2 separate regions of the Homo sapiens genome follow, and region 2 is linked to region 1. Evidence: read pairs that join two places in POLR2A ChIA-PET (ENCODE). Cell type or tissue: MCF 10A. All regions are shown on one strand. Links, peaks and the distances in the headings refer to the core of each region. The heading gives the core; the rest is flanking DNA.

Region 1 (12,129 bases), core at 4,476-6,975:
AGAGATGTTTGAGTTCAGTCTTTAGCCATGAGTCCCCCAGACAGGGGAGAAAGATGGGGGAAGAGACTAGAGAGGGCATAGTTAAGGAAAGAGCATGTGTAAAGGCCCCGATGTCCTGCTGAGGGGGCCCTGGAAACTACCACAGCATTCTTTAGGTGATGGTATGATAGATACAGTGAGGGGTAAACAATAGACTTCCTCTGCCCTAGTGATAAAATAGAGACAATAGAAACCTCCCTTCCTGCAGTGAGAATCAGAGAAATTGTGACATCTAACACCCCATGCTTGTCATGCCTACCTTGGCCATGCCCTCTGACCTGCTGCGTTATGTCTTTTGATCCTGACCTCCACCTACTGTCTGATGCCAAGACTGTTGGCTTCTCTGCTTTGCTGAACTGGATTTCCTCCCAGACCATGTGTTTAGGGGAATTTGCTCCCCATTCTGAGCTTTAACCTATCTCAGTAGACATCTTGTCCCACTCCACTGGATAAAAATTGGTGGCTTTATAGCATCTAAAGCCTAGGAGAAATCAGATTTCTTAACAAGGATTCTTAATGTGCCATCTGTGGAGCACCTGGAATGAAATCACCTGGAAGTGTCTATTAAAAATTAAAAATCCTGGGCTCCATCCAAAGCACTGCAGTCAGGATCTTTGCTTGGGGCCCATTTGAAAGTAGCTTCCCAGGTGATTCTTACACATACCAGAGTAGGAGACTTGCTGCTGTTCTGACTAAAGCATTAAAATAAATTTTAAAGTCCTATCTTTTAGTTTCTGTAAGCTGACCCTTAGCTCTTTAAAAAGTGCAATTGGCAAAAGATGGAAAATTACACCCCCCACCAATGAATAGATTTGAGTCTGTGTGGGCTTCAAATTGCAAGACTCTTCTGAGATGCCCCTTATTAAGACACCCTCTCCCCAGGTAGAACCTGCATACAGCACTTCCCCAGGTAGAAAGCTCCTAGGAGGCTTCTCTCTTTGCAACTTCCTGACTTGCTTCCCGCCACCTCCCCTGGTCTTCCCGGGATGGAGACTGCACCAGGAGGTTTCCTGGTTGGAATCTCCACAAGGAGTTAGAATCCACCAACAGGTCTTCTTCTCCTAACAGCCTCTTTAAATTGAGGATTGGGCATGGTGGCTCACGCCTGTAATCCCAGCACTTTGGGTGGCCGAGGCAGGTGGATCACAAGTTCAGGAGTTCAAGACCAGTCTGGCCAATATAGTAAAACCCCATCTGTACTAAAAATACAAAAATTAGCCTGGCCTGGCGATGTGCGCCTATAGTCCTAGCTACTCGGGAGGCTGAGGCAGAAGAATCGCTTGAACCCGGGAGGTGGAGGTTGCAGTGAGCAGAGATCGCGCCACTACACTCCAGCCTGGGTGACAGAGCGAGACTCTGTCTAAAAAAAAAAAAAACACAAAATGATGACTGGGTTAGGGAGACACTAATGACCCATCTCAGGAATTCTCTGCTTTAGTGACCTTTCAGTTAATCCAGTGGACCTAGAACTCTTTTCAGTGGGATGTGAATTCTATCCATTCCGTTAGAAAGTCGAAGCCACACATTTGAAAGGTAGTTTTGTCATCTTCATGATCATAGGACTCAAAATCACAAAATTAGCTTCCATGTATTTAATCAGTGAATTATTTTTCATTGTCCATGTACCACGTGTGTCATGACCCGCATAACAAGGAATATGTGTGTGTGTGTTTGTTTATTTTCATGATCGTGGATGTTTGTGACAAATGTGCTAATTCACACATTAGTGATCTCATTGATATAAAAACTTTCTGGTAATGTAGAGGGCTGGGTTATTCTCCTCATCTTTCAAATGAGTAAACTGAAGCACAGGAAATTAAATGACATGTCCAGGGTCTGATGACTGGCACATTGCTGAGCTCACACACAGGGCCCACATACAGGTTGCTGATTCTCAGTTTGGGCCTGGTTCCACTTCCACCCTGGACTGTCTATCCAAATAAAATCAAAGACTTGTAGATACCCTAAGAGATGAAATCATGGGACATTCTGCAAGGAAAGAACATCCAAATAATAAAATGGCTTGGGGTTCTGGCACACAAGGAAATCTCTCAGCTACAGCTGGGCACAACTATGTCTTTATGACACTCCCCCGGAAGAGCCACAGCAACCACTAGATGGCAGTGTATGAACAGTAACAGGGAATAGGTTCCTGCCCTTGGTTTTTGAAGAATATTCTGGGATTACCATGGGGAAAGCCTTGGCAAGGACATCCCAATGGAATTAACCTTCAAAGAACAATGCATTTGGAGATCTGTTGTGACTTTGGGCTTCAGCCCGAGGCAAGATGGCCATGCTTTGGTACTTTAAGAGCTAGATCAGCAGTTCTGATTCACTTGGTTCAGGGTGGGGCCCACATATCCATGTTTTGTTAACATTTCCCAGGTGCTCCAGTGTGCTTCCAGCATTGATAGTCTGTGCTAGATAGAGTCCATCCACCCCTGGGTTGTAAGAACCGAATGCAAACAGCACAGTGTGACCTCCTAATGTTGTTCCAGGCATAGGATAGGCCACTGAGGCTGCAGAAATGAACGAGACATGAAGACATGGTCTCTATACTCAGGAAGCCACAGTCCCAACAGAGCTGAGATTTAAAATCCCAAATAGGGTCTAGGCATGTTGTGGAGTGTTTCTGCAGTCGAGTTCCTACTCTGCCTTGTATGGCCTTGAGTAAGTCACTCGTCTGCTTCATGACTCACTTTTGTTTAATGGGTTTTGATGGGATGCTTTCTTGGGACAATGAGGACAATAAAATTGGTGCCTTCAAAGATCTGTAGAGCAGATCCTTTGAAGGGCAGTATATTTTCTTAGTCAACTTCTGTGTACCCAGGAGCAATCTGGCTGTTCTGGGGAGAAATGGGTTACCTTGGCCTGGCATTAGCACAGCCCTCTAGACAGGACAGAGGGGGCCTTCAGCTTCTTTCAGGTCAGATGATTCTCATTTGCCAATGGTGGCATTTTAAAGCATTGCAAAGCAGATTTTTTGTTGATGATAAAGACTTTAAAAAACATCCGCAAATTCCATGTGCTGTGTTCTAGATACACATTCTAGAGCTGCAATGGGTGGAGACGGGACATTGTGTCTCCTAACCACAGAGAACACCCCATTCCTGCCCTCATCTCCCCATCTCTGTATGCCCAGCTTCAACACACTGCTGGAATTTTCCCTAAGCTAGGAAGATTTCTAGAAGGTTGCCTCATAACATCATGGTGGGTTGATGGGGCATCTTCAGGAATGGGGAGGAATTGACAGTGACGGTCTACGAGTCCTGATCTGCAGTTTTTGAACATGAAAAACTTGAAGAGCACAGACTAGATTTTACTCATCTCACTCATTATAATACCTGGCACAAGAGTAGATGTGAGTGAATGTTTGCTGAATTAAGGTTTCTGTAGCTTGATGTATTTATGACAAACTGACATTAAATATTCGATCTCAGTATCAGAAATAGCTTAGATGTTATTTGTATCTTTTAGACCCAGAAAATTATGAAATAGATAGTGTCTCCCTCTTTGCATTGGCTGCTAGCAAGCTCAGAGACAATTAGTCTCCTCTAGCAAATAACTAGTGGCCTATCTCTAGCAAATAACTAAGAAGGACCTTATGTTACACATATGTGGTTATATGATGCCTGATTTCAGTTTATTTTTCTCAAAATTGGTATTTATTGTACTGAACTATTATTTCAAGCTGCCTCAAGTTCTCTTTGGAGCAAAGAATGAGGAAACTCATTAAATCTGAAACAATGTCTGGGACAATTATTGATACATAATAGGAGTTCAATATATTTATTGAGTAAATGAATGAATGAAATTTTTATCTGAATCTTAAGATTGAATCTATCAACCAGCCTGGAAGTCATAGTCTCTCAAAAAAAAAAAGTGTGGTAAATGAGAAGATCATCTTGGGAAATGGACCCAGAGAGGCAGAGTGACCTGCTCAGGATGAAAATTTAGAGGCTGTAAGGTAAACCCAGCTTTTTAAAACAAACAAACAAACAAACAACCCTTTGACCTACTTACTGCACTTTCTGTTACTCCAAAACCACCTCTTTTGATCTGAGAGAGATAACTATCCTCAAATAGCTTTCAAAAATGAAATATGAAGAAAAGCATGTTGTTCTATTTGCCTCCTCCACCTCCAGTAAAATGGGATAAAATAATAGAGCAATGTTACCTGCGTTTGCTGGAATTATCATTTGTTTATGGTTTTGTCTTTGTTTTTGAGACAGAGTTTCACTCTTGTTGCCCAGGCTGGAGTGCAATGGTGTAATCTCGTCTCACCACTACCTCTGCCTGCCGGGTTCAAGCAATTCTCCTGCCTCAGCCTCCCGAATAGCTGGGATTACAGGCATGCGCCACCATGCCCAGCCAATTTTGTATATTTAGTAGAGATGGGGTTTCTCCATGTTGGTCAGGCTGGTCTCAAACTCCTGACCTCAGTTGATCTGCCCCTGTTGGCTTCCCAAAGTGCTGGGATTACAGGTGTGAGCCATTGTGCCCGGCCCATGGATTTTTCTTTGACCAAGTCAATGACAGCTCATTTGGTGACCCGTGATGTGATTTTCTTTCTAAAATTTATAAGGAGAAAAATCTAGGTCATGCAGGTAGCTCCATTCAGTAGGCATCCCACAGTCTCCTGGGAGGTCAGGAAAGGATGGTTTTGCTGAAGGTGTTTATCCTGGACAAAAGCCTGCAGATCTGTCACTAGAAGCATGATCCACTATGTCTTGTCAAACATCTTCATCTAAATTGGTCATTGGTCAGGGCTGAGGCAGCTGAATTCTGATGGAAATTCACCTCTCATGTATTTACTCAGTGTTCCTATAGAGAGTGAAAGAAGTTATGTCCATGTTTAACGACCTGACCTATTCACATTTCCAGCATTTTCCCAGTCACTGCCCTTCAGTGCCGTCATTTTTACTGCTCTGCCCCCATAGTGGAAGTCTGTGCTTGGCAGACACTTTTTTAAATTGAATACTCTGTAACCAAAAGAAGCCTTCTTTTTCCTTCCTTATTTACTATTCCTTGTGTATGTTTATTGACATGATAGATATATGTAATTTGCTCTGGAGTCTATTTCTGGGATAGACTTTACATTCTGGGATAGAAATTTACATCTGTTTCTGGGATACCAATCAGTGTTCACTGGTGTCCCATCAGTGGAAGGCATTGATTCTACCTACCAAAACACTTTTAGTATTGGGGCCATCATCTACAGAAGTTTCATTTGTATTTAATTCTATAATAAATGAAACTCAAACTATTACCGCAAATAGCTGAAGCAAATGTCTTGCCTTTGTGCATTTTCTCATGTTTTTTTTTTTTTTTTTTTTTTCCTCTCCTTACTACACGTTTTCTTGCTCGGATGATATAATGCCCAGGAGAGCTACCCAGGGATAATCCATCACTCCCTTATCTGTGCTCCCTCAAAGGTCTCACCTCTATGAGGGTGTCCCCCCGTTATGTTACCAGGATGAGATCATGTGACTGTTTTCCCAATGGACTGTGAGCTCCTTAAGGGCAGGGGCCATCTCTCCTTTTTCTGTGAATCTCCTGAGCCTCCCCAGGACAAGGCAGTCATAGGTCCTCATGTGCATATTCACTCATCCTATTGTTGACTCATTGCGGTTGCTGCTGTTGCCTTACTCAGATTTCCTGCCTTACCTGTGAGGAGCGGACTCTGCAGAAAGCCTGGACAGAAAGAAATCTGATGTGCTAGTCACAGCAGCTCACCTGTTGGCACACTGGTGTGAGTGTCATGTGATGATCATGCAGCCCAAAGGCCTGGGCTTTGTTCACAGGCACAGATATGTCTTCTGAGTCACGCTCAGCCAGCTATTGCCTGAGTCTTAGTTCAGGGATGGAGAAGACCCAGCTCCTGTCTGCAATCTCTTCTGGGGATTTCAGCTGCTGGTGTTGACTCCTGGCCTTAGCCTCCTCTGGGGATTCTCTGAGTTTGGTTCAGTCTTACTCTCCATTTGAGATGAAATTGCTGAGGCAGACACCCTTGGGAGAAGAGAATTTGTCTTCTGGGAGTCTGTATTTAATCCACGGCAACATTGCAAATTGTCAGCTGTAGCCTGGGCTGACCAGGCAAACCCCAGGTCTTTCTCAGGCCAGAATACAGTGAGACAGTGAAAGTATAACTTGTCATCAGAGAGGAGATAGAACTATGTCTAGGGCGATATTCCAAGGCAGGAGAATTGGACAGGCAAGTTAGAGGATAGTTAGTGTTTGCTTATTTTTCTTTTGAGAGAACAGAAGGGAACTTCTTTTGTTTAGCAAAAGAGAATGTCTTTTTTGATGAATCTAATAGGAAAAATGTCCTTGGCATCCGAAGATTGGTCTTGGGGCCTCTATTGGCCTTAAAACTTTGGGCTTTTAAAATTCAGTTACTTTTTTCCTTTTCTCTCATCACCCCCATCTTTGTATCTGTTAGGAAAATCATTAAACCAAGCCTCATTCCCCAGCTCCCTCTTGCTTGAACTGTCCCATTGAAGAGATTCTACAAACCGAATTTGGGTATTTTCTTTGACAGGTAATCTCCAATCCCTGTCTCCAGCCTAGGAAGCTCAATCTGCTTCACACAGCACTCTCAGTTAAAAAAAATTGTTTCCTAATATCGAGCAGATTTCTGTCCCTGCCACAGTTTCTACCAGTTGTCCCAATTCTCCCTCTTAGGGTAGAACAAATACATTCCTTCAGCCCCTGCTCACAAGTCTTGTCCTTTTGTCAGCTAAGTAGCCCATTTCTTCAAGGTTTTGTTCATGCAACACCATTTCAGGGCTTCACACTTGAGCCACTGTGCTTTGAACACCCTCCAGTTTATCCCTCTTGAAGTATGTGTGACCCAGTTAAGGCGGGGAGGGCTCATGTCACACTCCAAGTCTTTGTCCACAACCAAAAGTGATTGAGAACACATTTAGATATTTAATAAAATTATTTGAAAACCTCAAGGCCAGGCACAGTGGCTCACGCCTGTAATCCCAGCACTTTGGGAGGCCGAGGCCGGTGGATCACCTGAGGTCAGGAGTTCGAGATGAGCATGGCCAACATGGTGAAACCCCATCTCTACTAAAAATAAAAAATTAGCCAGGTGTGGTGGCACCTGCCTGTAGTCCCAGCTACACTGGAGGCTGAGGCAGAAGAATCGCTTGAATCTGGGAAGCGGAGGTTGCAGTGAGCCGAGATTGTACCACTGCACTCCAGTCTGGGCGACAGAGTGAGACTCTGTCTCAAAAAACAAAAACAAAACAAAACAAAACCTCAAAGGGATCATTTCCTAACAGCAAAATGTAAGAAATTTATATTTACTGTCTTTTTCTTTTTTCTCTGCTTTAACTTTAGTCTCTTATCTTTCTTCGTCAAAATTCTGAAAAACTGTTTAACTCAGCCCATTCAGACTTCCTTAATTTCTCCTCTTCTCTCCTGTCTTAGGCTCAGGTTTTTACTACTGAGGCAGAAGGAAGGGTGAGGTGGGGGAGAGATTCCAGACATATGATGTTTTAAACAGCCTTTATTATGCATGGATTTAGAATTGGTTAGAGGAATTACCACAAGTAAAGTTTAATCCGTGCAAAGCAGATCACACCTGTCTACCTCCCTTCTTCTTAACACTCTAGTCCTAGCAATAGAGCTTCAAATACTATTGACTTTTTGGGCAGAGCCATTCTTCTAGTGTCTCATATTAAGCTTCCCATGAGCTCAAAATCCTCAGAGAACTCATTCAGGATCTGAAGTTGAGGTGGCCATACATTCTATAGATTCCTGGTTGGAGTTTCCTGATGACGATATAAGGGGCAAAAAGAAGAAAAATTTAGATTCTTGTAGTTTTATTTTGTTAAATTGGAGGGCCAGTTGTTTGTAAGTGAAAGATCACTTCTTTATTTAATGTTTTTATTCTCTTTCTGTGGGGCTGGCGGTTGGAAATGACTGTGATGTCTCCCTACCCCTCCAGTGCCCCTCCCCGACCCCAATTTGATTGCCTGGACTAAGGTAGTTTCCAGAAGTCATTTGTGGGTTTGAGGTTGGCCCTTTCTTTTTGTCCTCATCCCAGTGTAATGGGGCCTCCTGCCCCTGTTGCTCAGGGTGTGGGGGCTGAGTTGGGGATGCTGTTACTGGCCCTGTGGTTGTCTCCTTTATTTTTCTTGGGTGGTGGGCTTGTCGATCAATTCAGTGATTTCTTTAATGGTCCTGGTATGTCCTACATCTGGCAAAAATTCCTCATGTATTTTGATTGGTTAATAACACCATTCCTGTGATATTTTATTACATAAAAATGGCTTTGGTCATTTTAACAGGATTTTGGGAAGGAGGAGGATTAAATTCACGGGCACAAGTGAACATCTTCAACTCAACTCAATTAAATTTCAACCACGCTGGGTATGCAGGATGGGAAGGAATGGTGCAGTGTGTCATAGCTGAGTTGTTTAGATCTTAATATTGTAACTCTCTATCCATTTCCAAAGCATTTCCATGCACATAATTTAATCTGATTTTCACAAAAAATTTAAATAGGAAAAGTTGCAACTACTAGTCATACTCTGCCAATTCAAAAAAAAAAAAAAAAAGCTCAAAGAAATTTAGTAACTTACCCAAGAGCAAAAGACTTATGATTCCCCTCAGGCCTTTTGCCTTCTAAGCCTAGAGCTCTATCCACTCTAGCAGGGCACTTGGGTGCCATCCTCACTATTTCTGCAATATTTGAAACTACCTCTAATATTATTTCTTTCTTCTGTTTCTTTAAACTGACTAATGTTTAGCTTAAATACATTTAACAAGAAAACTTTATATTACTACAGTAAATAAAAACACTAATATTGCTTTCTCTAATTGGAAAGTAACCATGAAAATAAAAACAATGAGAATGAAGCACTGTTATTATATCTTAGCTAAGTATTAATTTCTGTTGAAGTCTCTGAGCCTAAGATCTACCCTCTCTTTGTTCAAAAAATTTAGCATGGTTTTAGAGAGGTGTTAAAATCACAGGGCATCAGACTGAGATTTTCTCCTTTACATCACTGGAAGGTCTGAAACAGAATTGGAAAAGAAATAACTTTTCCAACATGCCCAACATTATTTAACATTGTGTCCGTGTAGAATTCTGTCACCATAATTTAAAAATTCTTAAGTTGTTTCTCGTCCTGTGAGAAACACTGCACAATATCATAGTTTTATAATTAACAAGTAAACATTAGCTGTAAGTTTGGTAGTTGTGGTCATTTATGTGAATAGCAGTAGCAGTTGTGCTAGTTCAGTTACATATATAGATAAGTTGGTATTCATCTATCCATTCACTCAGTGACATCTAATGACACCTCCTATGATCTGAGCATGCAAAGTTAAACATATTAGTCTGTTTTTACACTGCTATAGAGAACTACCTGAGACTGGGTAAGTTATCAAGAAAAGAGGTTTAACTGACTCACAGTTCTTTAGGCTGTACAGGAGCATGGCTGGGGAGGCCTCGGGAAACTTACAATCATGGTGGAAGGCAAAGGGGAAGCGATGCATGTCTTACATGGTGGCAGGAGAGACAGAGAGAATGGGGATCTGCTACACACTTTTAAACCATCAGTTCTCCTGAAAACTCACTCACTCTCAGGAGAACAGCATGGGGGAAACCGCTCCCATGATCCGATCACCTCCCACCAGATTCCTCTCCCAACACGTGGGGATCACAATTCGAGATGAGATTTGGGTGGGAACATGGAGCCAAACCATATCAGTAAATAAGATGTGACCCTATCCCTGAGAAAGTTTGTGTTCTCATTAACATTAAAGTTTGTGTTCTCATTAACATTGTTCTGTTTCTATGGGGCTGGAGGTTGGAAATGGCTGTGATGTTTCCCTACCCCTCCATGAATGATGGCATTGGAGTGATGCCCTGAATGTCTGTGTTAGCAATGGCATGAATATCTATGTTCTCTAATATAAAGTATAAGTGGGTGAGGGAAGGCTGCAAATGTGTGTTGACATTTGAGCTGGGTATTGAGGGACAGGGGTTTGTTGGCTTCACATGTCCGAGAAGGAGTACTGCTTCTGTAAAGAAATAGTGGCAGGAAAAGGCATGGATGGTCTTGAGAAGCAACTAGTTCTTTAGTTTGGCTGAAGTGTAGCACCAAAAGGGAAAGAGGTGGGATGGGGTGAGGAGGTGTCATTAAAGGAGGCTGGAGTGGTAGATCCAAGCCAATCTGAGAAGCACTTTGTTTGCCCACCCTGCCAGGGAGTCTGAATGGATACTGGAGATAGCAGGGAACCACCCAAAATATGTAAACAGAGGATGACATGATCAGATGTGCATTTTAGAGAGGTCCCTCTGGTACAGTGAGGAGAGGTGTGAAAGGAGAGAGTAAGATATCAGCACAGATGGCTGGCCGGGATGCCAAAATCAGCTTCAGTGATTCCATGCAAATTCTACTCATTAGCTCTCCTTGCCCATGTACAGAGTATTGTCAGCCACCACCTTGGCCAGAATAGATAAGGCTCTGAACAGCCTTAGCAGAGGTGCCCTGGAAATTCTGTTATTATATAATTTCTTTTTAAAAGTGGTTCAGTCCATGTGGGCTGTTTCAATTTAGGAAAAAAAAAAAAACCCTTAAGATCCATTTTACAATCTAACAATTAATGTGATTTTGCCTCCTTTTGACTTGGGATAACTTCAGTGATTAGGGACTGATTGTGTGTGTGTGGGTGTGTTTTGCAGTTTCCTCAGCTTATCGATAGACACATGAGATGGGGATCCATGTGTCATGACAGAAAAAGAGGATCTTCAGAATAATCTTGGTCACTTTCTTGGGGAACCTGAGACATGACACTTGTTCTTGATCACAGTAGATGCTCAGTAAAGGAACATAGGTATTCTGTATTAATGCTCCATTTCCCCTACACCATTTACATTGTGAACTAACAACTGAATATTTCTGTAATATTTTTATTATTCCTTTCTGCCTGCTTTATAAATGTAATTTTAACTAAGTGGATTGTAAAGTGGGCTCTCTTTTGGTAATAACATGATATATCGCAATATGAACTGGGCACTTAATTAAAAGTCAGAATTTAAGACTTGGCTTGGCCATTTCTTGCCTATGTTGCCTGGGACAACTCGCTTCACCGGTCTGAGCCTCACTTTTCCTGTCAGTTAAAATGGGAGGCTTGGGTGATCTGGGATGGCAAGTAAGTTTCCTTTTATGTGCCAGCTGTAGAGGGTTGGTAGCTATTGCCTAGATTGGTGGTTCTCAACTCCTAAGGAGTCTTTTCAGACCTTTTTTTTCCCTAGTCATTCTCCTTTCTCAAGTAATTCTAATGTGACAGATATACTGCCTATGTGTTTATGTACTATGACTCTTTGGAAGGCCACAAACCATTATAATATCTAGTATTTTTTTCATCTTCCAAAAACCAAATTTGGGCCCCTTGGGTGCTGTAATGCCTGGTTTAGAATTCCTGGCTCAGAAGGCTCAGCTGATAGGGATTGTGAAGCCATGGTCATGTTCAGCAAGAAGGAGGGCTGCTAGTGTCTGCTACATGCATGGGAAAAGGGAGCAGCAGGATGTGAACCTCGTGTTGGGCTAGATGATCTGTGTGTCCTTTATCACTCAGACATTTTGGGATTCCACGTTCGATAGAATAAATTAGTTATAGTTATTGTGGTTAATCTACTGGGTGTTGACTAGGTGCTAATATAACTCTCAAGTGTGAAAAATATCTCAAATAATCAATTTAGTAGCCACAAGCAGACAGGCTGTATTTGTGGAATATTTTATTTGCAATCTTTAATACTTTCTGGGTAATTAAGATGTTCTCCTAAGATATGTCTACATGCCATTGCAATGTATCTGAAATTATCCACTTTTGTTCTTGCAGATTTCTCAAGGTAAGTTTTGGAGGCAGAAGTATCTGTTCCTCAATGGAATAGTTATCAGATGATTTGTCCAAAGAACAAATGAATGTCTTAAAGTGAGCCCCTGAGCTTGATCCAGTGCGATCTCTTTAACGTGAAAATGCACGTGAATAACCCCTGCACTCTTCTCTTCCAAGCATTTACTGCACTCAAATCCCAAGAATTTATGCTAGTTGGTAGAGGTG
Region 2 (12,129 bases), core at 6,091-8,590, 72 kb before region 1:
GCTCACAAGCACCTCTAATTTAAAAAGAAAGAAATGTTCTGAATCCTTCTTATCCTTGCTCCCAGTTTGAATTTCTTTATTTTATAAATAATGGAAACAATCTGGACAGGTCTCCACAGGAAAAAAAGAGAAAGCTGAGGATTGACTTCATTACTTACATTACATTCATAAAGAATTATCAAGAGGTAGAAATTGAAAAATTGATCTCCATCTCCAGAAACATCAGGATGTCAGGAAATAGGGCTCAATGTGGAGGCAGAACTTTCTGAGTTGTCAGGCAATTAAATAAACCACTAAGACCATGGGGAAAGGCTTGAATAGTTTACAAATAAGAGTGAACACAATTGTAGGGCTGGCTTCCTATCCGCTAATGGGGTGGGGGAAGAACTGGGGCCTCTTGCCTTCTATACCACTTGGAGCTGTCATTCTATGACATCAGAGTAAAGACTGAGTCTACTAATTAGAATCATAATATTATGATTTGTATCATGTGAGAAGCATGATATAGCTCAGTTGGCCTTTATGTTGGTGTTACAAAAAGCTCACTGTGCTTTCATCAATTCCTTCATGCAACAAATATTTATTGGATGTCTACCATTTTCAAGGCTATTCTAGGTGCTAAGGATCTATATTATGGTGAATAGACCAGGTCTGTGCCTTTGCAATTTTTATGTGTTAGTGGGTGGAGGCAGGAAATCAGTAAACAAACAAATAACAAGTATATATAGTGATAAATGCTGTAATAAGAAAGAATAAAACAGTGTGATTTGACAGAGAAAGACTCGGTGGTCTCTGGGAAGGGGTGTCATTTGATCTGAGACCTTGGAAATGAGAAGGACCCAGTCCTGCAAAGATTTAGGGGAAAAGCATCCCAGATAGAAGAGATAGTGGTTTGAGGTAGCATTTGGGTTGAGCTTTGACCATAGGGATGTAGTGGGAACATCCCGGGGAGAGGAAAGAACAAGAGAAAAGTATCTTGGCTAATGATTTTGAAGCATTTTCTTGGAATAGTGACTGGTGTAGTTTGACTGGAGGTGAGTTGAGGTAGAGCCTTGGTTCCCAAACTTGAGTGTGCCTCAGGATCACTGAAAGGCTTGTTAAATCCCAGATTGCTTGTTAACTCTGGACCCCATGTCCAGAGTTTCTGATTCAGTTGGTCTGCTGGGGAACCTCAACATTTGTATTTTTAATAGGTTCCCAGGTAACACTGATGTTTACTGATGGTGGGGAGTATGCTTTCAGAACCACTGGAAAGGTCAATCACTTTTTAAAGTTCAATTAACTTACTAATATTAATAAGAGAAGCTAACATTTACTAAGCCATTACTATATGACAGGTACTTCATGGACTGTCTTTTGGAATTACTATAACAGCCCCATGAAATAGGGATTATGACTATCCCATTTTACAGCTGTAGGGATAAGCACAGAAAGATCAAATAATGTCCTGAAGCTCATAAAGCTTCTTTGCAGAGGAAGAAAAAGGCAGAACTGTGGGGGTGAAGCATGGCCTTGGAATTTTGGAACTCTTCACCACCATACTATAATTCAATGACAAAACACAGAGAGGCGGAGAGGTAGCAACTAGTTGGGTAATTTAATCAATATGGAATGAAGGGATTGTAGGAGGGAATTGCAGCATGGGTATACTGGACTTGTGGGTTATCTACTCAGCAGGCCTTTCCTTCTCCTTTCCTAAGAGAACCCTTATTTTATTCAGAAGCCTCATTTCCAGCTGTAGGGGGTGAAGTTTAGTTACTCTGAGTCTAGGCCCATCAGCACATGGAATTTTCCTGGCAACTGTTTTTGGTTCTGGGTGGAAGGTGTATCTTAAATTGGTCAAATAAGACTAGATGGAAGGCTTATATTTTATGGTTGGGAGAGCAGCTTCCTTTCTGTCTTTGCTTGGGCGTGAATAAGGAAATGTGTTTTCTTGGTTGCTGTTGGCAGCCACTTTCCAACCATGCAAACAGCTGTCTGAACACGAAGCTTGTACATGGAGGCTGAAGAGTGGGAAGACAGAAAAATCTGAGTTCCTGATGGCTCTGCTGTTTCATAGAATCGAGGAACTCTGAGAAGCTTGCTTGATCTCTGGACTTTCTTAAGTGAAGTAATTGGTTTCCATATCTCTTAAGCTATTTCCTGAGTCTGTTTGAGTCAGGGTAACTGGCAGCTGAAAGCTTCATAACTGGTAGAACAGACACTGCAGTATGAAGGAGGATATTTAGAATATAGAAACTTTAACATAATGAAGTGAGGAGAAGGTGTTCTAAGTTTTCAGGCTGTCGGGACATAATGGTGGCTGTTTATTCTGGGCTGTTGTCTGGAAAGGGAGAGGAGAGGGAGGGAGGAGGAGAATGAGGTTGTGGAGACTTTTCTGTAATGGTAGTAGTCCTTCATACCTCCGAATGTTCTCAGGAAACACAGACAGCTTTAAAGTGACAGGCGTCTCAACATTGCTCCGTATTCTTTGCTTCTTCTAGCTCTTTTATCCTGGTCTCTATGATCCTCCCCAAAGTGAACGTGAAACTCGAACGTCAGGATTCTGGGTGATAGGGCTGAAAACATTTTGGCCAAAGCCATTTGATGAAGAGAGTCAGCCACACAGTGATGTGGCTGGAATGATGATTTGGTAAAAAAATGAAAAGTTTACAATCATCATTTTTTTTTTCCCCAGATAAGTCCAGTATTGGTACATTACAAGGGTGATTTTGTAGTTCTTGGGCTTCCTTCTTTTTGTGACAAGGAGAGAATGAAATAGCTATATATCTGATAATAGGCCATTCATTAGAAATGTTAAGTAACCAGTAATAGAGGATTTGTTGGAAGAACTTAATTGGCAAACATAGGGGATTCGTTGAAATAAATTAAATATCTTCTACATGCTCCACAAAAATAAAGTCATAGCCAAGTAAAAGGGTAAGCATAATTGCACGAAAAGGAATTATAAAAATTGTAATAGGGAAAATTGAATTTCTAACCTCACAAAATTCTGAATTCCAGGTCCTTTTCTTTTTTATTGACCTTTGTTTTTATTCATACTTATAAGCTTAGAAATGCAAACAACTAAAAAAGAGCATAGTCTGCCATCCCACTTGTCGGAAAATAAACTCTGCCAACATTTCTTTCTTTCTAGTTTGTGGACGTAGAAATAATCATTAATGTGTCTGTACCTGAATATAATATGTATGTTTATATGTTGGTATTTTTCTAACGAATATGTATGCATGTTGGTATTTTTCTACACAATGGATTTATGACATTTTTGGTATAAAACAAAGTGCTTGTAACCCAGACAATATTTTTTAGGTATTCCATCGCATTGGCCAATAAAGTGGCTCCAAAATTTGTGTCTTAAAATAGGAGTAATGCTTGAAAATATAATAGTAATAGTAATAAAGCAGGAAAATACTTTTCACACTGTGAAATATTTTGAAAAACAAGTAAAAGTGTTTAAAGACATCTAGAATGTTTCCCAAACTGCCCTACTATGCAGTCCGGTTTTCAGTACTTAGAGAAATCAGTGATTGGGAATCTTTACCTTTGAACGTGATTGTGGTTAATTTTTTGCATTGATTATCCTTCTTCTGTAGCTGGAAATCATTGTTAAGGTGAACCAGAAATGCCATAATATTCAACCAGGAAGCTCTAGGGTGGGTGATCAGCTCATCCTAGTTTGCACAGGACTGACTGGTTTTATTTATTCCTTCATTTTTTCAACTCACATAATCAAAGGTTTAATGCACAGATTAATAACATTAACAAATCAATAAACAGAAGACAATTCATAAAAAATATGAGTAAATAGGATATGGATAGCAGTTTATAGAAGAGGAAACCCATTCTGATAAACCTATGAAAATGTGCCCAACCTCACTAGTAGTGAGGAGATTCACATTTAAATCATACATGATACACTATTTTCTATCTATAGTGTAAAGTGGCAGCAAGGATGTGGCAAATTAGTATCTTACACATGCTGTTAAGCATGTGTAATACCCACAGACATACTGGTGGACACAAAATTTGTAAAATTCAAGATATGTACATTTCTTCATTACCAGAAATTTTACTTCTAATAATAGATCCTAGAGAGATCTTTGCTCTTGTGTATAAGGAAGACTTGTTTTAAAACTAAAAATCCCAATTCCTGGGAATCCATTCAGTCCCTGGCAAACCAGGACTGTTGGCCAACCCTTTAAATCTCTTTCCTCTGAAAGTTGGGGAGTAGTGTAACACCTTTTACCGAAAGAGTGAAGGCATGTCGAAGAGCTGTCTGTGGGTCTAGCAGGCAGCTAAGTGAAACGTATCTGTTTTGTCTCTTGCATTTGCAAGGGTCGCTGCAGCAGCAAACAGAGAAGGAAATAATTAGGACAGATTTAAATGCTGACATTTGGTGATTCAAAGGAAAGCAGCAAAGGCCTACCCAGGGATCCCTGCTGCCTTTTGGTCTAGTCATACCATGCTGTGCACCTTTCACGACTCCCTTTGAGCCCATCTAATGAGGGTTACTTCCTGGAGAAGAACTTTCTAAGGCAGCAAGACATGGGAAAAGGAGAGCCGAGACAATAGGATCCACAGAACATAAGATGTTCCTACTTGCTGATGTAAATTAGAGATTTCATGATTAACAACATGTTATGTGGCTCAAAAAGAACCAGAACACAAGCAAAAGGAGGACAGTAAGAAATGTTTGCCCAAGAAAAAACTGGAAAGGGAAACAAAACAGAAACAAAACCAAGAAGCACAAAACACGTCCTTAAAAACAATCTCAGAGGGGTTATTCTCTGCTAAGGAAGGGGAATATCCAGGAGAAGCATGGGAAACAACTGAAAGAGAAGGAGGAGAATGAATAGCCCAGACAATCCCTCACAGTGGATGTTGGCACATTTTGGACTTGGATGTCCAAGGATGGATGTGCATGACTTTCTTTGCTTGGAAAAATGTTTGGGTATCTGCCTTTAACTAGAAAAGACTTAAGGATGATTTACTTCGTTAAACAGGTGTTGCTTTGTTGTATTTAAAGAGAAATTCGGTGTCAAGCAAAAAAAGTGACCTAGTAATTATTTCCCCAAATTAATACCAAAATCTGTTCTACAGATATCTGAGTGAGTTTATCTCATGTCAGATCTATCTATGTATCCATCGATCTATTTATCGATTGATCCATCCAACATCTAGTTTGTCTTGTTTTATCTATTTGCAATTTGGTTTTAAAAGTGAACCCAGGCCTTCTGCTTTAATCCAAGAGAGAGTAAAGGGACTGGATTTATGCACCTGCTTAAAAGAACCTCCCGAACCAGACAAAATATATGAAACAGCAGTTTCATGACACTGGACATCAGGCATTGAAGTCTCTTTGATCCCTAAGAGATAGGAAACAAATGAGATGAGCCCTGTGAATGTTCCGGTTTACTGCCTGGAGTAATTTCCAGGTTGTGATGCAGGGAGAGATAATATCAAAGAGCCCAGAAAATGCTATAGCTGAAGAGCTGAGTTATTTTTTAAGAGTCTGAACTACAAAGAAATCTGCTGACAGGAGATGGATAATTTTCTCCTATCCAAGTACTAACCAGGCCAGACCCTGCTTAGCTCCCAAGATCGGATGAGATTCAGGGTGGTATGGCCATGGACAGATGAAGAATTTTCTGTAGGACTTCTGCCAACTCTCCTGTAAGGAGGCAAAGTCTCTGGAAGTAAACCTGCAGGGGGCAAAGTGGAGGGGCAGCAGATAAGAAGCAGAACTCCACAGAAGGAGGAGGAGCAAAACCAGGGCTGTCTAAGGGCTTCATACCAGGGATTGGTAGTTAATACCAGAGCCACAGTGTGGCTTGGCTGGTAAATTATTTGTAGCTTGTTTGTGGTATTTATGTTTAAGGACATAATGAACTGTATACAATTCATTCTACAGGATGGGGTTCTTTTCTCTCGAGTTCCTCTTTTGTTTTTAAAAGTCCTTCAGGAATAAAAGCCTCCTTCATCAGCTTGCAAGGAGGAAGGCTGAACTGCGTGTGACCCAACAAGCTCCCTTATCCTGATGCCTTGAGTATGTGCTGCCCTTCCCAGGAAAGGGGTCTAAGGAGGGCTCACTCTTGTTTTTATCTGACTGTAGCTTACGAATAACCTTCACTTGGCTGGTGATAAGAATTATGGAAGCACAAGGGAGGTGAAAAAGGAAAATGTAAGTGGAAGAAAAAAATGTAAAAGGAAGAAAAAGACTAAATGAAATCCATGGATGCGTTTCCTTGTGTGTGCAGGAGAGTGAGTACATGTATATAGTATTCTTCCCAAACTGAGGTGGGATTTTTCTGGAAGCTTACACCTCAGAGATTTCCTAGTACTTTAGATTAATTTTATATTCATATACATATAATATATATCTTATAATTAGGTTAATCTCTTAGTAATATTCTTAAGTAAAAAACTTGAATTAAATAAAGGTGAGTCGAATTCCTACTATGCACACATCATAGAGTCAGAAAAAGGTGCGTCTCTTCTCTGAAGGCTTTTATGGTCTGGATGTGAGGGGCTGGCAGAATTGTCGATGGGGACAGAGTTGAGGGAGGCCACCAGGCAGGCACACACATAACCAGATGGAATGTGGGAACTAGAGCCAGAATTGTTCTTCAGTGGTTTCATGAGAGCGACAGAGTTTTCTGATTTTTAGGAAGCAAAGATGACCTTATATGGATTTCTACCCAAGTGAGAAATCATACCTATGAATCACGTGGGGATCCAGAGGCTCGAGCAGTGCCCCACACGTGAAATGTCTTTTGTGGCTTCAATGTAAAAACAAAGTTAAGCACCGGGATATAGGACAGGCATTTTCTGAAATGTCATGATTATACCATAGATAGCTGGGAACATAATGAAATTATTTTGGCATCTTATGTGTGATGTTAGTGATGAGGCTTGAGTAAAGAGTCACGTTCCTGGGGTTGGTATGTCAGGCCAACACCCCAAATTCCCATCAAGTTTAATCCTGTGGTGGTGGAAGTTCGCTTTCAAGTTTGGGTTGAGTCACTGTCATGATGACTCTCCATTCAAGAACTGTGGCATTTTTGGGCCCTAGAATCAGAAGCAAGTGTGAACTGGTATTTGTGAAATTTTCCAACTAGAAGCACTGGCTGAGGTGGGTAAATAGGGGAGAGGCGTCACTGGGCAGAATGGCAGACATGACGCTGAGCATTGTTCTAAAAGGGGCACAGCAGCTGTTGGTCAGAGGAGGGTTAACGGGCAGGCTTTGTTAGAGAAAAATATTTTATAAAGTAATAAAAGTCAAAGGGCAGTCTTGCAGAAAACATCGGCTTTGTGATTAATGTATTCAGCTACTAATTATTCAGGGGAGGTTGTCTGTCTGTCCAGACTTACGTGTTAGGGGCAGCACTGTGAGTCACTGGGATTTGGTTGTTACAACCAGAAAAACCAAAGTGGGTTTTAGGATTAGGGTCCCTTGGGATTAGCAGAGTCCCTACTAAAACAGCTTAAACATCCAAGGGTTTATTTTCTTACATAAATGCAGTCTGGGAGTAGGTTGTCCTGTGCTTGCAACAGCAGCTTCACAGAGTCATCAGGGACTTGGACTCCATCCAGGTTATAACATTTCCATCCCGAGGGCGTGGCCTTGTTCTCACAGCCTGAGATGGTGGCTGGAGCTCCACCTGTTACAATCCGGGCAGTGAGAAGAAGGGAAGACCGGAGGACCCTTCCCTTCCTCTTAAGGACACTTCCTGAAGTACCACATAGTACTTAAATCTCATAGGTCAGCCTTAGTAAAAAGGCCACATCCACCTTTTAAGGAGGCTGGGAAATACAGTCCTTTAACTGTGTACATGGTTGCTCTGAATAAATTCAGGAGTTTGGGATTTTCTTACTAAGGAGGGGGAAAACAACAGATTTTGGGAGGTGACTGTCATCTTTGTCAAGGATGCTTGCAATCAAATGATGAAAATAGACAGAAACACCATGCACCAAATATGTATTCCAAGTGATAGAAACCAGTTATCATTCATTTAGTCATTTGCTTCATTCATTTATTCACTATTTAATAAGCACCAAATGATGCATTGGTCTGGGGAAATGAAGAGGCCACTCCGGACTCTAGAATGACTCCTGGGAATCATGACTTAAAAGGAAAGCCATGACCTTTAATTAGAATAATCCTATGTGGGCTGGGTATGGTGGCTCACACCTAATTCCCAGCAATTTGGGAGGCTGAGGCAGGCAGATCACTGGAGGTCAGTTTGAGACCAGCCTGGCCAACATGGTGAAACCCCATTTCTACTGAAAATACAAAAATTAGCCAGGCGTGGTGGCATGCACCCGTAATTCCAGCAACTTGGGAGACTGAAGCAGGAGAACTGCTTGAACCCAGGAGGTGGAGGTTGCAGTGAGCCGAGATTGTGTCACCACATTCTGGCCTGGGTGACAGAGTAAGAATCCGTCTCAAAAAAAAAATTAATCCTATGTGGGGGGATTTGGAACAGAGATTATCTGCAGGCTTATACTGTAACTCTGGGTAGATTCTTAGTGTCTGTTACGCTTGCAGAAGAGTTTTAAGTTGCCCTTTTGAAATGATCAAGTTGGTTTTTGTTGTTGTTTTGAGACTGAGTCTCATTCTATCAGGTAGTGGTGCAATCTTGGCTCACTGCAACCTCTGCCTTCCTGCTTCAGCCTCTCAAGTAGCTGGGACTATAGGCACCTGCCACCATACCTGGCTAACTTTTGTGTTTTTAGTAGAGACAGGGTTTTGCTGAGTTGGCCAGGCTGATCCCAAACTTCTGACCTCAGGTAATCTGCCTGCCTTGGCCTCCAAAAGTGCTGGGATTACAGGTGTGAGCCACCGTGGCTGAAATGATCAAGCTTTTTGTCAATTCCAATGAACAGAATCATTCATAAGATCATAACTTGTAGATGAAAATTGGTTTCCTCAGAAAACTTTCACAGCAGCCAAATACTAGAATGTTCTCTGTTATGGTGAACTAAATTTTACGTCACCTCCATCCTTCTCATCCCCTAACTCAGAACTTATGTGCATCCAATTTTATTCTTGTCTTTGAGGACTACCTAGAACAATTCTTGAGACTATCTTCTCCTCTGCTCACCATCTTTCTGCTGTTTTCTGAGACTTCATTTTTTCCAAACTAAAAGCCCAAATACTCCTTCAACTGTTCCCCAAATAACATGATTTGGGAAAAGAAATGAAGAGGGAAATAATATTTTTGTGGAGGCTTACTATGTCCTGGACACAATGCTAGAGGTTTTATATACATTATCTCAATCTTCACAGAGTCCCAGTGAATAAAGGGTGATATTCTTCACATTTTGCAAGTAAGGACCCAAGTTCATGGAAATAACGTTCACCAGTTATCTTTCTAAGCTCTTACGGTCACTCAATGAGCAGGCAGGATCTGACTCTGACCTGTTGGGAGACGTGGACTGTGCTTTCCCACCATATGTTGCTGGTCCATCTTCCTGGTTACTCGATTTTGAAGATGCTAGTTTCCTTAGCTGGAAGATAGAACTCATTCCCTGCCTACCTTATGAAGAGAATTCAGGTAAGACCAATGCACCTGGAAGTGGACATTTCCCTTCCTCAAGCATAGACAATGTAGGCTGGTTGTGACATGGTTGTGATAATTCTGTGCACTTGGTGGGTAGGAAGATATGGGAACAGAATCCTTAGAACAGTAGAGGGGGACAAAATAGGTCTGGACCCCGGTACAGACATGAGGACTTCTTGAAGGGTGTCTTAGTTGAGTAATATTGTCAGCAGCAGGTGGCTTTATGGGGATTGAAGGCTGGGCAGCTCTTCCTTCCCTTAATGGGGATGATGAAGCTGTGCCCACTGCGTCACTCAGCTGCTTTCATACAGCTAAATCATTCCACCCTTTATCTACATTAGAGGAACTTATGTCCTCTGCCTGTGCCTATGGTATTTTTCTGCCAGTCATCATTGTACTTGTCAAAGTGCCCTCTATCTTCACCAAATAGTTTATAAGAATGAGTAGTGACAACAGGGCAGTGTATTGGAAACTGCCTCATTAAAATAATGAAGCTCTGATGGAAATACTGGTTTGTGTGATTTCATCTTCAAAGACCACTATATCACAATTTCTCTCTAATTTTATAGGGAAGGGAACTGAGGCCTAGAGCAGAGCCATTTAGCTAGCTGGCTCTTAAGATAAGTTTGTTTAGAGTCTCCCAATTTAAACATGTCACTGTAGGCATCGTTTAATTTTTAGTGACATTTCTGTGGTCAGTGAAACATGGTGTGTAAGATTGCCTGCCATCTGTGTGACTTTGGGTGAATGATTAGCTTCTTTGAGCTTCTGTTTCCCCATCTTAAAATGAGGATAATAAAACTACCTATCCTCAAACAATTGTTATGAAGATGAGGATGATTATTATGAAGCACTTAGGATGGTGACTGGCACATATTAAGTAGTGTATTAGTCTATTCTCTTGCTGCTAATGAAAACATACCTGATCCTGGGTAATTTATAAAAGAAAGAGGTTTAATGGACTCATAGTTCCATATGGCTGGGGAGGCCTCACAATCATGATGGAAGGTGAAGGAAGAGCAAAGCCATGTCTTACATGATGGCAGGTAAGAGAGCGTGTTCAGGGGATCTCCCCTTTATAAAACCATCAGATCTCATGAGATGTATTCACTATCATGAGAACAGCACTGAAAAAACCCACCCCTATGATTCAATTACCTCCCACTGGGTCCCTCCCATGACCTGTGGGGATTATTACAATTCAAGGTGAGATTTGGGTGGGCATATAGAGCCAAACCATATCATTTTGTCACTGGCCCCTCCCAAATCTCATGTCCTCACATTTCAAAACCAATCATGCCTTCCCAAAAGTCCCCCAAAGTCCTAACTAATTTCGGTATTAACTCAAAAGCCCACAGTCCAAAGTGTCATGTGAGACAAGGCAGGTCCCTTCCACCTATGAGCCTGTAAAATCAAAAGCAAGTTAGTTTCTTTCTAGATACAATGGGGGTACAGGCATTGGTGAAATACACCTGTTCCAAATTGGAGAAATTGGCCAAAACAAAGGGGCTACAGGCCCCATGCAAGTCTGAAATCCAGTGGGGCAGTCAAATCTCCAAAATAATCTCCTTTGATTCCATGTCTCACATCCAGGTCACGCTGATGCAAAGGTGGGTTCTCATGGTCTTGAGTAGCTGCACCCCTGTGGCTTTGCAGGGTACAGCCTCCCTCCTGGCTGCTTTCACAGGCTGGTGTTGAGTGTCTGCAGCTTTTCCAGGTGCATGATGCAAGTTGTTGGTGAATTTATCATTCCGGGGTCTGGAGGATGGTGGCCTTCTTCTCACAACTCCACTAGGCAGTGCCCCAGTGGGGACTGTGTGTGGGGGCTCTGACCCCACATTTTCCTTCCACACTGCCTTTGCAGAGGTTCTCCATGAGGGCCCTGCCCCTGCAGCAAACTTCTGCCGAGACATCTAGGCATTTCTATACATCCTCTGAAATCTAGGCAGAGGTCCCCAAACCTCAATTATTGACTTCTGTGCACCTACAGGCTCAACACCACGTGGAAGGCTTGGGGCTTGCATCCTCTGCAGCCACAGCCCAAGCTGTGCCTTGGCCCATTTTAGCCATGGCTGGAACAGCTGGGATGCAGGGCACCAAGTCCTTAGGCTGCACAGACCAGGGGGCCTCTGGGCCTGGCTCATGACACCATTTTTACCTCCAGTGATGGGAGAGGCTCCCTCAAAGGTCTCTGACATGCCTTGGAGACATTTTCCCCATTGTTTTGGTGATTAATATTTGGCTCCTTGTTACTTATGCAAATTTCTGCAGCAGGCTTCAATTTCTCCACAGAAAATGGGTTTTTCGTTTCTATTCCATTGTCAGGCTGCAAATTTTCTGAACTAAATTTTATGCTCTGCTTCTCTTTTAAATATAAGTTCCAATTCCAAACCAAATCTTTGTTAGTACATAAAATTGAATGTTTTTAACAGCACCCAGTCACCTCTTGAATGCTTTGCTGCTTAGAAATTTCTTCCTCCAGATGCCCAAATTCATCTCTCTCAAGTTCAAAGTTCCACAGATCTCTAGGGCAGGGGCAAAATGCCTCCAGTGTCTTTGCTAAAGC

What was found. Peaks named below come from ENCODE experiments on the same cell type or tissue, not always from the same donor. Only the 100,000 strongest peaks of a DNase experiment are listed, where the experiment ranks them.
Region 2: POLR2A ChIA-PET joins it to region 1 with 6 read pairs; 4 of 35 experiments call an interaction of 5 or more read pairs at or near these places.

What each region holds. Positions count from the first base shown.
Region 1 is chr9:108,555,982-108,568,110 of GRCh38, reverse strand. No RefSeq gene overlaps it. Among named protein-coding and RNA genes, the nearest start is that of ACTL7B, 290 kb to the left of the region's middle. RefSeq lists an enhancer at 2,065-2,184 and a silencer at 5,559-5,756. In MCF 10A, for the core only: no CTCF peak of the experiment used is centred there; a DNase peak (open chromatin) is centred at 5,740.
Region 2 is chr9:108,629,823-108,641,951 of GRCh38, reverse strand. No RefSeq gene overlaps it. Among named protein-coding and RNA genes, the nearest start is that of ACTL7B, 220 kb to the left of the region's middle. RefSeq lists an enhancer at 6,494-7,693. In MCF 10A, for the core only: no CTCF peak of the experiment used is centred there; DNase peaks (open chromatin) are centred at 7,011 and 7,581.